Regions from separate parts of the Homo sapiens genome. Here region 2 is linked to region 1. A link is a loop called in an ENCODE intact Hi-C map of the cell type or tissue named here. Cell type or tissue: HepG2. All regions are shown on one strand.

Region 1 (8,000 bases):
CAGATCACTTGAGGCCAGGGGTTCGAAACCAGCCTGGACAACATGGCAAACCCCTTCTCTACTAAAGATACAAAAATTAGCCAGGCGAGGTGGCGCACGCCTGTAACCCCAGCTATTTGGGAGGCTAAGGCATGAGAATTGCTTGAGTCTGGGAGGTGGAGGTTGCAGTGAGCCAAGGTCGCGCCACTGCACTCCAGCCGGGGCAACAGAACAAGACTCTGTCTCAAAAAATTTGGGAACAGAAGCCCTTGATAGCAACGGGCCTTATAAAATCATGGTTTAGGGCATGGGCAGATTCAGGTTTGAATGCTGGCAAAATGACTTGCTAGCTGTGTGAGCTGGGGGAAATTTACTTACTCTGAGCTGTTTCCTTGTAAGATAAGATTATCTCAAAGGTCCTATAAAGACCAAAACTTTAATGACTCTTACCTACAGCAGGCTAAAGAACCTGGCAATTCTCCTCTTTAAAGGAAAAAATAATTTAGTACTCAAAGGGGTTTTATATAGCCTTATGGATTGAAAAAGAACAACTGAATGAATAAACTGCTACAATAGATGGCACTTATCCCCATGGAGACTCATTCACATCCATGTCCCCTTGGCTGACCTGTATCCATGTGGTGAAGTCCGTTGTGGTTGTTACAGTGATTATTTAACATGTAAAGAAATTCATCTTTTCGAAACAGGGTCTTGCTCTGTCACCCAGGCAAGTGCAGTGGTGTGATCTCAGCTCACTGTAACCTCTGCTTCCCAGGCTCAAGCGATCCTCCCATCTCAGCCTCCCATGGAGCTGGGATTACAGGCATGTGCCACCAAGCCCAGCTAATTTTTGTATTTTTTTATGGAGATAGTGTTTTGCCATGTTGCCCAGGCTGGTCTCGAACTCCTGGGCTCAAATGATCTGCCTGCCTCAGCCTCCCAAAGTGCTGGGATTACAGACCTGAGCCACCGTGCCTGGCCAGGACTCATCTTTATTAGAAATTGATCAAGATCACTCTACACTGGTCAGTCAAGATAAGCATTTGTCTCCTAACTCCCTAAAACTGTTTTGCTCAAAGTCAAAAGTCTACCTGATATCAACATGGCAAATGAATCTTTTCCCACTTAAAATATGTCTTTGTCACCTGATTTTGAAATACAGCAACAAATGCCTATAAGAATTGTGACTACAGGAGTCACCTGTTTTGGGAAGTTTAAAAAGCTGAATGTTTTTCAACATTTTTATTCTTTACTATGCCTGGAAGAAAAACTTTGATGGAAAAATAGTTACTATTTCAATGTACTGGCACTCAGTCACCCTGAGACCCTTGCAGGCCTTTGTCGGAGAACTGGGCCAAGGCGTCTCCCCTGGGGAGCAGGCAAGTAAGGGTTTCTTGCTTGGTTCCCAGCTAACAAGCTCAACATCCCTGAGACCCTCTAAAGTTAAACATGGGTGAGAGCAGTGATGATGGGACAGTAAGAGAGTGAGGTTTGGGACCATGGATCCCACACAACCACGGCGTATGCAGCACTGACTCTCGATCCTTTTATGGAGCTCTGGATTTATGAAGTATCATTTATTCTAATAACCATATGTGCTAAGCCAAATAAGGGTTATCTTCCCATTTTTCAGATGAAGATACTGTCTTGTCCACACAGGAAGCAGGAGAGCCAATACTAAGAAGCCAGTACACGAGTCGCTTCACTTTTTTAGGGAGCTTGTGGGTGAAAATACTGGCATCTCCTGCAATGGGCATTTCCCCTGGCCTCGCAGTACGACAGCCCCCCACGCTAAGGAACAGTAGCCACGGGACATTTATTGGTTCCTCTGTTGCTACCAGGGGCAAGCTGGAGAGGCCCCAGTGACTTGGGAAGGAGCGCGTTCCTAAAGGGCGGGGGATCTTAAAGGGCCGGGGGGATCTGGAGGCTCGGCCAAGCGTCCTCATACCGAGGCAGAGAGCTGTACTGGCGCTGGGCCTGCTGGGAGCTCTCGCGCTCCTCCTGCCGCTGCCGCTGCATCTGCACCTCCACGGACACCGAGTGTCGCCCGCTCTGCGTCGCCGGCCGTGCGTTCGGCTGGAAGAGGAAAATACAAGCACATCGTTAACCAGAAAGTTCTGTACAGATCACACAACTGGTTGACTCCATTTCGATTCTTATGAATTGACTTTGAAAATTTTGAAAATTCTGTGATTTGTTTTTCAAAATCGTTTCTTTGAGAAAAGTGGCATACATATATTTGCTCTTATGAGCCCATAAACACTCAATTTTCTTAAACTGTGATTTTGGCTTTGGCATGTGGTTTAAATTGAAGAGATCAAACTTTCTAGTCTTCTTTAATTTTTTTTTTTTTTTTTTTTTTTTTTTTTAGAGATGGGATCTCACTCTGTCACCCAAGCAGGAGTGCAGTAGTGCAATCATGGCTCACTGCAGCCTTGAACTCCTGGGTTCAAGTGATCCTCCCACCTCAGTCTCCCGAGTAACCGGGATTACAAGCACAGGCCACCATGCCTGGCTAATTTTTTTTTTTTTTTTTTTTTTGGTAGAGATGGGGTTTCCCTATGTTGTCCTGGCCTCAAGCAATCCTGCCTCAGCCTCCCAAAGTGCTGAGATTACAGGTGTAAGCCACTAAACCCAGCGTCTAGTCTTTATAATGAGGCTTGGTAAATGCTGACATAAGACACCATTTACCTCTCTCCAGAATACACAGAGCAGATACAATAAGAATGAGGCTCTTCCAAAAACTAGAAGATGTTAATGCCAAAAATAAATAAATAAATAAAAATTTGCTACAACTCTCAAAAGAGGGAAAGTCCAGGAGTGCACACCTGTGAGGTGGCCATGTTGATGAATTTTGGGGGGTAGGTATATATTTTAGTTTTACAGCAGGATACAGTATAGCTGATTCCCTTTCTAGTACAGGATGACAGTGAAATTTTAAGCCAAGATTAGTTTAAACTAGGTACCAACAGGTCTCCTGCAATCCACAGATGGCAGCCAAACAGGGAACAGAAATGCCTATCAAAAGAACAAACCCAAAAGCTACTCGCTACTTAAATTGGTTATTAGGTAATGCATTTTACCTTAGTTATTAGGAAATGGCAATTTACCTAAGTTAATCATCCCCTATAGAGAACACTTCAATCCTTCTAACTAAATACTTTGGTTAGCACTCCATTTCAGGAGTTCAAGACCAGCCTGGGCACCACAGTGAGACCCTGTCTCCACAAAAAAATTTTAAAAATTAGTCAGGTGCAGTGGCACATGTCTGTGATCCCAGCTACTTGGGAAGCTGAGACAGGAGGACCGCTTGAGCCTAGGAGATTGAGGCTGCAGTAAGCCATGACCGTGCCATTGCACTCCAGCCTGGGTGATGGTGCAAGACCCTGTCTCAAAAAAAGAAAAAAAAAAAAGGAAAAACGAAAAGAAAGAAAAGAAAAAACATACTTTGGTCAGCAAGTCATCTGGTGATTGGTGCTTCTCACCGAAATCAGATTACTGAACGTGTATACCGCATGGTATAGATCAGGTTTCTGGGATGCTTCAATTTCTCACTGACAATGGTTACCTTACCTTCTAGATCTGGCCTTTTGAAATAAAAGTAGCTGTGCTCAAAATATACAATGGTGCCTCTACATTTATGAAACATCCCAATGGTTTGTCACAGCATCAGCAGTAGGCCCCTTAAGTGATCCTTTTCAGTACTCGCCACCCTCAGTTCCCCCTCTGTTATGCAACGTTGTGCAACAGGCATAGTCTGAGTGAGGAATGTCTGTTTGAAACAAGTTATTGATTTTCTTTTAGAGTTGAAAGCTAATGGTAGACTTTGCCCTGATAATGATTTTCTAAAACAACAGAGTCTGAACATTCATTTGGCGAGCTGTAAGATAACAGGTAGCCTTGTTACCAAAAGAATGGCTCCTATGGTTGGCTTTGGCCAGCACAGAAAGAAATCAAGCATCATCTATTGTTCTCTTTCTGCAAAGCCAGCACAACCTTACTTGTTGATAAGCAGTAATGAAGCAATATACAGGACAAACATTTCAAAGCATATGGGCTTAGTTAGTGAGCATATTAAAAATATCCCGATACAAAAATAATGTGTGAGGAGATTAGGCTTTACAATACCCCAGTCTCTACTAGGGGCTTTATAACCACACTCACTGGAACAAATGTGTATTCAGAGACCCGCTTCACAACACCGTTCAAATAACACATCAGTGAGGCCTTCAGCAAGAAAAACACTTCGCTGAGCGAGTTCTGCTTATGCAAACAATTGTTCATCAACTGCATTAAAAGAGACAGACATTTTCTTCCATTACACTTGATGAGGCTGGCCAAAAAGGAAACTGAGCTGTTTTCTTGTCACGGTGAGCAATGGGAAGCTTGAGATAAACCACTGGACAGAAAGAAAACACTACACCATTTCCTTTACACCCTCAAAAGAACCACATTTTCCTTTCCTTTTCACTCAGTGTAAACTATATGCATGTGTCAAACAGTCTTGAAAGATCTGGCATTCTGCAGCAGGATTTAGTAACCAGCTTTTTAAGCTCGTGCTGTTCTGTGACAAGCTGCTTGTGGAGATGTGAAGGGAAATTGCAAGGTCTTGTAGAAATTTCAGGTGTATTTTTAAGTTGTTTCTCCCATAGGCCTGAAAATTTGCTTCTGACAGAGAAAAAAGAAGTTGAAGGACTTGTTTTCTCTGCTGTGTGTTTTCTGACACTGTTCGCCTCAAACTTTATCAGCTACAAGTATCTAGTTGGATCTGGATACATTCCAATGATGACATTATCAGCATATGGGGTCTGAAAACTTAAAAGGAGTGAATGAGTTTGGGATCAGCAAACTGACATATTTCATACTATCATGCTCACCAGGAAGAAACATAAACATTGGCTTCACCATTAATAGTTTACTCCATTTCTCTTTTTAGAACTTGCAAAAGGGTGGGTTACTAAACAGAATCACTCTTACCTTTAAGATAAAACCCTCTAACAGGTCACATATTTCAAGGAAGATTGCATACATGACCAGCCCAGAGCAACAACTAAATAAGTTCATCCCGGCAAGTTTGACACTTGACCTGAATAAAAATCACCCCTCTAATTCACAATTTAAATGAAGACCTCTTAAAAACAAAAACTGGATGAACAGTATTACAATGGCAATCTGGAATTTTACACACTGTGGCTTCAATCCCTATGGCATGAACAAAATAATGTATCTGAGTCCAAGCACAAAAATAAAGTGAAGAAAAGAGGTAATTTGTAACCTCACAGAGAAGTGTATGTTTTCAAATAAAATATCATCAACAACTGCAGCGACAAAGTAACACCCACATAGGGAAATACCTGCGCAGGCATAACTGTAATAACTCTGGAGATTCACCAGAGAACAAGGCGAAGCTCTGTTCTAACAGTGCAAATTACAAATAACCCTGTGATGAAATTGGTTACAAGCAATGACCTTTTAAATAAAAAAAAAACATGGCTGCCAGAGCCATAATAACAATAGAGATTGTAAGATGGAAATAAACACACGAGTATATATTACACAGGATGCTGGAGAGCCATGATATGTAAATCTCTTCATGGCCTATGTTTAAAACCACAAGTGAAAAATATGTATTTTTTTTTGTAAGTGGACTACAAAGTACTTGTCTTTCTCATAGATTATAAAGGGATAATAATTCAAGCTTGAGGAAGCTATACAATGTTGGTATCATTTAGTAGGGTAAAATATAAAAAAATATTTTCCACAGTTTTTTTTTTAAACATTTTGTTTTTATTTTAGAGTCAGAATCTTGCTCTGTTGCCAAGGCTGGAGTACAGTGGCACAATTACAGCTCACTGCAGCCTCAAACTCCTGGGCTCAAGCTGTCCTCAGTAGCCAGGACTACAGGTATGCACCACCATGCCTGGTTAATTTTTTTTTTCTTTTTAATTTTTGTAGAGGCAGGGTCTTGCTGTGTTGCCCAGGCTGGTCTTGAACTCCTGCTCTCAAGTGATCCTCCCACCTTTGCCTCCCAAAGTGCTGGAGATTACATGCTTGTAATGGTCTCATACGGTGTTTTATGAATTAAGTCTTTAAGCATTTCTCTTAATTAAATAAAATCATTGCTTCAAAATAAAAATAGAAAAAAATGAAAATACAAAACGAAATATTTAATAGACAGTTAACAGAGTAAAGAACAAACATGAATATCCACAGTACAAAGTTTCAGTACTAATTAGAACTAGGTAATACTGTAAGACTTTGACAGCTTAATATGCGAGTGTGCTGCCACTTATGAAATAAAATCATTGTTATATTAACATATACATAGAATATTCAATAATTTCAAATAATCTATCACTTTTCTTCTTATAGATAAGGAAAATAGTGTGTAAGTATGTGTGGGTGTGCACGTGTATATATATATCCACACACATATGTAATATTTTTATAAAGGATCACTTTGAGCAGATTTTCTCCTTAAATTATGAATGATAAAAATCTGCAAAATTTTGTATGTCCAAGGGCACATATAGAAAACAAAAAGTAAAATACAAAACATTCAGGCACTTTGGATGAAAACCTGTGATGAAGATGATGGTGAGAATGATGCTGATGACAAAAAGACTAATGGCATTCCCTTGAGATTCACAATCCTTACTTTAGCAATTCACATGAGCTGTGACCCTAATAGGAATTCCATATTCTGATAAGAGTAGCAATTTAAAGATTTGGTAGGGAGCAGAAATCATTTTTATGCCATTAAATCATGTGAAGAGTGTCAACTGTTGACTCTGTTGAAAAGTGGCCAGTGCTAATATTGGTAATTATTTTCTTCAGTAGACTTATGTACAACCTTTAATCAAAACAACGTTAACTTTTGTCTACCCATCGTGCCTTCCCAGCCTTCCGCACCCACCCACACATGCCATAATTATGTAACTATTGACTGAACTCTTGTGGGTCTTGAATGTTGAAAAGCTTAATTGCTCCTAAGGATGTGAGTAATGGCTGAAAAGACTGCAAAGCACACCCGTTTCCCTCATGAAGTTTTTAGAAATGAATGTTTTGGTCTTAATTGTATTTGTCTTCACCTCATCTTTCACACCAGTGCTTAGATCTTTTATCCCCGCCCCCATCTTAAGCAATAGGAACACTGAAAATAAAAAGGTTGCTCTACAAAACAAGCCAGGCACTTTAGTATCTGGGCTAATGGCAACCCAAGGTAGCTTCAGGAGTTCCTACCACACAGGGCTTCTGAGCATAGCATGGCCATGAGTCACAGAGCCTTTGGCTGAGGGACAGGTCACAGGGCAGAATAAAGTGCTGACTTTGCGACAGTACAGAGGCTCTCTCCATGTGTGATGGGCACCTCTCTGCAGATGGCTTATCTCCAGGTCTATTTCTTTCTTTTTTTTTTTTTGAGACGGAGTCTTGCTCTTGTCGCCAAGTTAGAGTGCAATGGCGTGATCTTGGCTCACTGCCACCTTAGCCTCCTGGGTTCAAGTGATTCTCCTGCCTCAGCCTCCTGAGTAGCTGGGATTACAGGCACCTGCCACCACGCCCGGCTAATTTTTGTATTTTTAGTAGAGACGGGGTTTCACCATGTTGGCCAGGCTGGTCTTGAACTCCTGACCTCGGGATCCACCCACCTGGGCCTCCCAAAGTGCTGGGATTATAGGAGTGAGCCACCGTGCCCGGCCCTCCAGGTCTATTTCTATGCGAGGTGATTTCCACCCAACTAGAGCTAGGGTCATACTCATTTCAAGGCTGTCAACTAAGGCAGCATTTTTTGAGTCAAGGCATGGAGGCCGCTAGGAGAAAATGAGAGCAGATACTTTTTAAGTCTTAAAAAAGATGGAAACGAAAGGAAAACCACCATTTTCTGAAATTGCCCAGGCACAGGGAGGCAATCTAGTGGTACAGAGTGGCTGTGTGCTATGACTGCCTTGCCAATTAAAGCAGGCAGAGCCCTAAGAGGGCAGGGAGAGCTATTAAAGTCTGAAACAGGAAAAGGGAGAAAA
Region 2 (8,000 bases), 110 kb after region 1:
CCTGATCAACATGGGGAAACCCCATCTCTACTAAAAATACAAAAAAATAAGCTGGACATGGTGGTACATGCCTGTAATCCCAGCTACTCAGGAGGCTGAGGCAAGAGAAGCGCTTGAACCCGGGAGGCAGAGGTTGCAGTGAGCCGAGATTGCGCCATTGCACGCCAGCCTGGGCAACAAGAGCGAAACTCTGTCTCTAAATAAATAAATACATACATAATAAAAAAATAACAGATGTTGGTGAGGTTGTGGAGAAAAGGGAATGCTTACAAACTGCTGGAAGGAATGTAAATTATTTCAGCCACTGGTGGAAAGCAGTTTGGAGATTTCTCAAAGAACTTAGAGCTACCATTCAACTCAGCAATCCCATTACTGGGAATATATATATATATTCCCAGTAATGGGAATTATTTTTTATATATATATATATATATATATATATACTGGGAATATATATGTATATATAAAATTTATATACCCAAAGGAATATAAATCATTCTACCATAAAGACACATGCACGCCTATGTTTATCATAGCACTATTTACAATAGCAAAGATAATGGAACCAGCCTAGTTGCCCACCAATGGTGGACTGAATAAAGAAAATGTGGCACATATACACCATGCAATACTAGGCAGCCATAAAAAGGAATGAGATCCTGTCCTTTACAGCAACACAGATGGAGCTGCCATTATCCTAAGGAAATGAATGTGGGAACAGAAAATCAAATACTGTACGTTCTCAATTATAAGTGGGAGCTAAACATTGAGTACACATGGACACAAAGAGGGAACAATAGACACCGGGGCTTACTGGAGGGAGGAGGGTAAGGACTGAAAAACCACGTAACCACTACTATGCTCACTACCCGGATGCCAAAGTAATGTGTACACCAAGCCCCCATGACATGCAATTTGCCCATGTAACAAACTTCCACGTGTACCCCCGAACCAAAACATAAAAGCTGGAAGAAAAATAAAAAAGAATCTACATGCAAAAAATTATACATATTAACGGTTCCATTTATATGAAATGTCTAGAAGAAGCAAATCCACAGAAGCAGATAAGCTGGGGTGAGAACACTGCTGGGATTTTTGTGGATAGAAATGTTAAAAGACTAGATTGTGGTGACAGTTGCACAACTCTATGAATTTACTAAAAATTATAGACTTGTACACTTTAAACGGGTGAATTATATGATATGAACATTATACTTCAATAAAGCTGGTATAAAGTATTGGTTAGGATGAAAATGGCAGAGGAAGATATGGGATTTTAAGCAGCACAGGAGCTGAATCGTGTTCAACAAAATTACTTAAATGAAAAAACAGACCCTGTGCTCCCAAATGCAAGCTGAGACATCCCCTCCACCATGTGAAACTCTCTTCATCTGTCCCTTTATTACGCACGTGTGTTTCTGAGGCAGGTAACTCTGGGATTATATTGAAGCTTCTCTCTTTTTTGCTTTTTATTCCTGTAGTCACCACACCTCGTCTGAGATCACACTTCTTTCCTCTTTATATCCAAGTTACTCCATGGCCCTGATCTCTGTTTCTCCTGAGTAGAGGGCTGATGAGGACATCATAACAGTGTTTCCTTATCATTTCCTTCAGCCTCCAAACCTCCAGCAACTGGGTCCCCTGTCCCTTTGACTCAGTCCTCACAACAGCCACACGCCTAGCCAATGGGATCACCAAGCCCAGCTTCTCAGCATCAGCTATATGACTGCTTCTGCATGAGATGCCTCTCCTCCAAATACAGCTTAAAAAATTTTCCTCCTCCTTATTTTATTTAGAGACAGAACCTTGCTCTGTCACCCAGGCTGGAGTACAGTGGCATGATCACAGCTCACTGCAGCCTTGAACTCCTGGGCTCAAGCAATTCTCCCACCTTGGCCTCCTGAGTAAGCTGGGACTACAGGTGTGTACCACTATGCGCAGCTAATTTTAGAATTTTAGAATTTTTATTGTAGTGTAGAATTTTATTCTAGTGATAGGGTCTTGCTATGTGACCCAGGCTGGTCTCTGAACTTCTGACATTGAGTGATTCTCCTACCCTGACCTCCCAAAGCGCTAGGATTACAGGTGTGAGCCACATCTGGCCCCAACTCTTCTTTTTAAATACATTCCACAACTGTTATGCCTAAATATGCCTCTTTAATACTATCATTTTGCTCTTGTTCATACGTCCCATCATAATTCTTCTCTAGTTGAGGGTGCGTGTGTGTGTGTGTGTGTGTGTGTGTTCAACCTGCTCAAAAACTCCAGGTCACAAACTCTGTTCTGCCTCATATTTCTTATGTTTTCAGTACACCTAATCAATTTTTGTTGTTTTTGTTACTGGGCAATGAATGAACAAGCAAACAAATAACCAAAGGAGAGAATGAGTGAAGTGCTGATGCAACAAAGAAACATGTCTTTCATTTTATTCATCCAATTTGTGCATTTTAGTACCTTTTCTTACATAAAAGTCTTAAGTGAGAACTATTCATCTAGCTTTTGTCATGTGGCTCTCAAACGAATTCCTATTTGCATTTGGACAGTTTAAAAATACTGAAGCGTTAGTTCACATTTATACACTTGGGCAGCAATGAGGTGCGACAGAAAAGGCAAATACATTAGTGTCAAATATGAATAACCTTTCCTTGCCCAGCTCTGGGGAGGCCCTGAGCTGAGGAAACAATGTGGCCTTCTGTTTCTATTTAATACATTGAGCAACCACAAATCAAAGACTGTAACCAATAAATAAATACATACCATAGAACATAAACCTACCCAGCCACAGAAATCAGGAAAGCCTCAACATGTGGATTTCCTGAGCAGGGAGAAACACACCAGGGCCTGGTCCACCCAGCAGCAGCAGGTACTACCTGGAAGAACTTTGTGCCTCTTCCATCATCCCCTTCTACCTCTACTCCAGACCTCTGCATGAAGGCAGATTCCGTTCTAAACTCACACTGGTAAAGTTAAGTATTTTGTCTATATTTGCCAAAAAGCAATGTACAAAGACATCTCAATACGGCCAATATCTAGAGAAGAAATAGACTGAAAGTTTTCCATACCTAGCGACTCCCACTAGTCACCTGACTATAGGTCTGGACTGGCTCTACCTCCTCCAAATTATTTTTCCTTTAGTCAACTGAATACTGAGGATGTCTTGTCATATTTTGGCCTTTTCCTTCTCAATGCAAACCAACCACCAGGAAAGCTAGAAACTCTTTTTCTCTCTATTCTAAAATAACAAGTTTGGAGAGCAGAGAGGAAATTGTACAACTGGCAACTTAAAAAAACAAACTAGGGGCTGGGATTGGTGTGGTGGCTCACGCCCATAATCCCAGTGCTTTGGGAGGCTAGGGCGGGAGGATCACTTGAGGCCAGGAGTTTGAGAGCAGCCTGGGCAACACAATGAGACCTCATCTTTATCAAAAAATTTAAACATAGCTGGGCATTGGGGTGAGGATACAGTCCCAGCTACTTGGAAGACTGAGGTGGGAAGATCTCTTGAGTTCAGGAGTTCAAGGCTGCAGTGAGCTATAATCGCACCACTAGCATTCCAGCCTGGGTGACAGAGCGAGACCCTGTATCTTAAAAAAGAAAACCCCAACTGAAACTCAGGTTACTCCAGTTGTATCCAAAAGCGGAGGTTCATCCTAGCCACAAAAATTTCTCAGTTTGTCATATTTGTTTTAGACATCCACATATATATACATGTTCAACAAAATTTATTAAAATAGCTTTATATACTCTATTCTTACAGGAAAAAATATATACATGAGATATTTTTTCCTTTTGACATACACTAGTGTTATTAATATAATCTTAGGCAAAAAAAAAAAAAAAAAAAAAAGAACTTGTTCATTAACTACAAAGAATCAACTTTTGGTTCCTGAACTATATTACTTCCAGAAGTCACACTACTGGAAATATATTAGTTACCTCTGAAGGTCACAAAATTTCAATCAATTTTAGAATGTCAGGGCTGTCTATGGCATATTCCAAACCTCGACATTCAAAGTGGCAGCTGTGGCTTACAGATGATCATCTTTCAGGTCCATCTCTAACTGACGCAATTTCCACAGGGCAGAGATGTGCAGAAAACTTGTATGAGGCAAATGTCTTCTCTTGAATGTCTCTACCACTCCCCCTAAACAGCCACTCATTGTTCTCTGACATGGACAGATTTGCTTTAAATCTTCATCTTTTTTTTTTCTCTCTTGAAGCTCTCTTGCTTGTTAACGCCCTGACCTTCGCATCTGTGCTCAGATGACAGCTAATGTCATCTGCTCCAACAATGCCGACTATTGGCAAGGAACATAAGCACGCTCAGTGATGTCACTGAACTCATTAGGGATATATTTGACATTCTGGCCCAAGAGAACATACTTATTAAACACAACCTTAGTGATCAGCAGTGTGGCCTGTTGATAGTAAAGTAAAACAATACATGTTTTGTCCTCCTATAAAAATAGCACTTTGACCAAGAAATAGGCTTTCTGTTCTTATCTCCTTAATTATAGCAGCAAAGCAAACTAAGAGATAACTTACATACCAAGAGATAATAGGCCGAAACACTCAGCGCTATGTTAGGCGCTTCACAGAACTCGAATAAAGGTCCAAATATTAATCAATCATTAAGCAAATACTTCACTTTCCCAATCCTGGTTTGAGAGCAGAGTCAGAGGTTAATGCTGCTGAGATAATATTACCAGATACCACGTCTTATAGGTATTCAATAGCAATATCTAAATTATACTATTAGTCCAGATATGAGATATTTGGGGGACTGATAAAACTCACAAAATGTTTCTTCCAAGGACTCCAGTCAATTGCAATTTTATGACCCTATCTATTTGGTAAAGATGACTGGACCTGGATATGACAGACAGAAAGGGGAGCTTGAAAAGGTCACAGTAACATCTCTGCTCTGCAGCGTCACAGCACACACCTAAACAGTTTAGGAAACCTGGTAAAACACGGCCATGTGGGCTTCTCTTTAGACCTCACGAGAGGCAAACCTTTAATCAGGACTTAAAATCCCAACAACTTATCTTCTGAGATTTTTCAAACAAGATGACTTTTATACACGTGAATGAAATGTTCCTCTTTTATAGAACAGTATGTTGGAAGAAAGTTCAACACGAAAATCATAAAGGAATATTGTGCAATACAAACAAGAACTTGGTCCCCAAATTACAATATAGAGAAAGTAACTGGGAAGGGTAGGTAGGATTGTTGCCTCCTGGCAGGTATAGTCAAATGTTTTCCTTTTTTCTTTTAGAGACAAAGTCTTGCTGTATTGCCCAAGCGGGAGTGCAATGGTGTGATCATAGCTCACTGTAACTTTGAACTGCTAGGCTCATGCAATTCTCCCATCTCAGCCCCACAAGTAGCTAGGACTACAGGCACATGCCATCACGTGTGGCTAATTTTTTAATTTTTTGTAGTGACGAGATCTCGCTATGTTGCCAAGGCTGGTCTCAAACTCCTGGGCCTCCAGCAATCCTCCAGTCTCAGCCTCCCAAAGCTCTGGGATTACAGGCCTGAGCCACCGTGCCCGGCCCATCCTCAAATGTTAATTTTTTTTTTTTTTTTTTTTTTGCCTAGCTCCAAGTAGGCCCTGAACTGAGGAAACAATTTGGCCTTTACATTCCCTTGGACTCTCTGTGTCAGAATGGAGTGCCCTTGCCTCCCGTAAACTCTTCAGCCTACTACCCCATCAGGCGTGTAGCCAGATATCCTCATGTAGCTAAATCCATGGACATCATTCTGTTACATCTTAAGCATCTCTTAGGTCCGCTAGAAACAGTGGACTGCTGCCTCCTTCCTGTCTTGGTTTCTATAGGACTGCATTCTCTTGATTTCTATTATTCCTGCTACCCCATCTCAGTTTCCTTTGCTCCTTGTCGCTTCTGTACTGATCTCTCAACACAGGAGATTCCCAAGGGCTCAGAACTAGCCCTTCTCTCTCTTCCATTCTCTCCCTCGATGATATCGTCCATTTCCATGGTTTTAAATACCATCTGCATGTTGATTTCCACATCCATAACTCCAGTCTACATGTCTTCTCTGTCCACCATATTCACATATCTAACCATTTGCTTGACATCTCAAACTCAGCATGTTCTAAACTCAACACTTACAATGCTCTAAGCCTGTTTCTCTTGCTTTCTGCATCTCAAAAAGCAGTGCCCCAGATATTTAGTTGTTCAAGTCAGAATCTTGCCAGTCATTTTTTATTTCCTACCCAATAAGCATCAGGTCCTATAGGCTCTAGGTTTAAAATCGCTCTCTCGTCTATTTATTTCTATCCCATCCCACCTCCTAGTGCAAGCCTCCATGATTCTGTCCCAGGAGCAGCAGCAGCTCCCTCACACAGGCTTCCCTGCCTCAAGGCTGCCCACTGTGCTGGATATTCACCTACTGTCTGTCTCTGAGCTCCAAGGTGGCCCTTTACACTCTGCACTGTGATGTGGGAGCTGCCTTCTGCAGTTATTATCTCCAGTTACCCTGTGTTGCCTTTTTCTTCTACTTCCAACACCTGTGTAACCAAGCCCCTATACTAAATCTCATCTGTTTGAAGTACCTAGTGCAATTTCTGATATAACTACTGATATAGAACTACTTTGTAATCAATTTCTGATACAACTACTGATAAAACTACTTTGGCTGATGTAACTACTTTGTAATCAATTTCTGATATAACTACTGATACGTAACTACTTTGTAATCAATTTCTGATATAACTACTGATACATAACTACTTTGTAATCAATTTGTGATATAACTACTGATATAACTACTTTGGCTGATACAACTACTTTGTAATCAGTTTCCCTCATAAAAAGCCATTGGGATGTTTCAAAATTATGAATCAGACTATGCTCACAATCTAAAGAACACTATATGGCTCCCTATGACATCCGGAATAAAATTTCATATTTTAGCTTTGCCTCGGTAGGTTCATCTGCCACATACCTCTCTGATTTCTTCCCATACCACTCAACACACTGTAGCCACACTGACTACCTTCTAGTTTCTGGCCCATGCTAAACATCTCCCAGCCTTTTGCTTTGTCCACATAGCTCCCTTCTGCCTGGGTGGCTCTTTCCTCCCTTCTCTGCATGAATGACTTCTTTGCATCCTTCAGTACTCAGCCAAATGTCATCTTCCCAAAGAAATTATTCAGCACCTTGATTATGCTCTTATCATAATGTATTACAAAATATTTATTCATTTATTTTATTTTTTAGTTAACTCCCATCCCCCATGCTAGAAAAGGCAAGGACTTTATTGAACTCACCACTATGTACCCAGCACAGTGACCTCCAATATATATTTGCTCAATGAATGAATGAATGAGTAAATGGATATCATTCTTATGTTTTTGTAAATGAATGACTTTCAAATACCACAAATAATTGGTAAAAACAGAAATAGCTCTCTTTCTTATAAAAATGATTTTGCAAGGCAAATTGATAACATACATGCACTTTATGGAGAAAATAACTTAAAAATACTAGTCCATGGCGGATTCTTTAGAAATTGCTTTATTTACCAAGTTTTGTGCTATTTGTAAATTTTCCTTATCTATTTGCCAAAGCAATTTCTCCAAGGAACTCCATGAATCTGACAGTAATTAAGTTACTATTAATTTTTTAAAAATATTCTACAATTCAGATTACTAATTTAGTTAGGTCTTTCTCCTGCTTAATGTGAATTTATTAAGTTTTGCCATATTTTCTTCATTCATTTTTTAAAGGTAAAATTATTATGTTATAGAACTATAAAAGCTTCTTAAATTACTAGGTTGAAATTCCCAACAAATCTTCCTGGAACTATAAAAGCTAATGTCAGGGCTGAAGCATCGGAGAGATTTGCAGTCAGCCCAATTCTGCTGCTAAACATGACAATGACTTGGGTGAGAATCAGCTCATAGGTTGGTAAGATTCTAGGCATGCTTCCAGAGTCGACCACATTGACTTTTTGTATAACCTCATTCA

What was found. Hi-C counts contacts between places; a loop is a spot of excess contacts. Peaks named below come from ENCODE experiments on the same cell type or tissue, not always from the same donor. Only the 100,000 strongest peaks of a DNase experiment are listed, where the experiment ranks them.
Region 2: a loop joins it to region 1, with 10 times the contacts of the local background. A loop is called at or near these places in 2 of 110 quality-filtered maps.

The regions. Positions count from the first base shown.
Region 1 is chr10:34,117,686-34,125,685 of GRCh38, forward strand. PARD3 (par-3 family cell polarity regulator) reads right to left here. Exons shown (of 25, transcript NM_001184785.2): 24 at 1,928-2,055. Among named protein-coding and RNA genes, the nearest start is that of LINC02629, 220 kb to the left of the region's middle. In HepG2, no CTCF peak of the experiment used is centred here; DNase peaks (open chromatin) are centred at 3,796, 4,206 and 7,236; H3K4me3 peaks cover 864 bases.
Region 2 is chr10:34,227,442-34,235,441 of GRCh38, forward strand. The region is part of intron 22 of PARD3 (par-3 family cell polarity regulator); the gene reads right to left. Among named protein-coding and RNA genes, the nearest start is that of LINC02629, 330 kb to the left of the region's middle. In HepG2, no CTCF peak of the experiment used is centred here; DNase peaks (open chromatin) are centred at 4,310 and 5,320; H3K4me3 peaks cover 1,294 bases.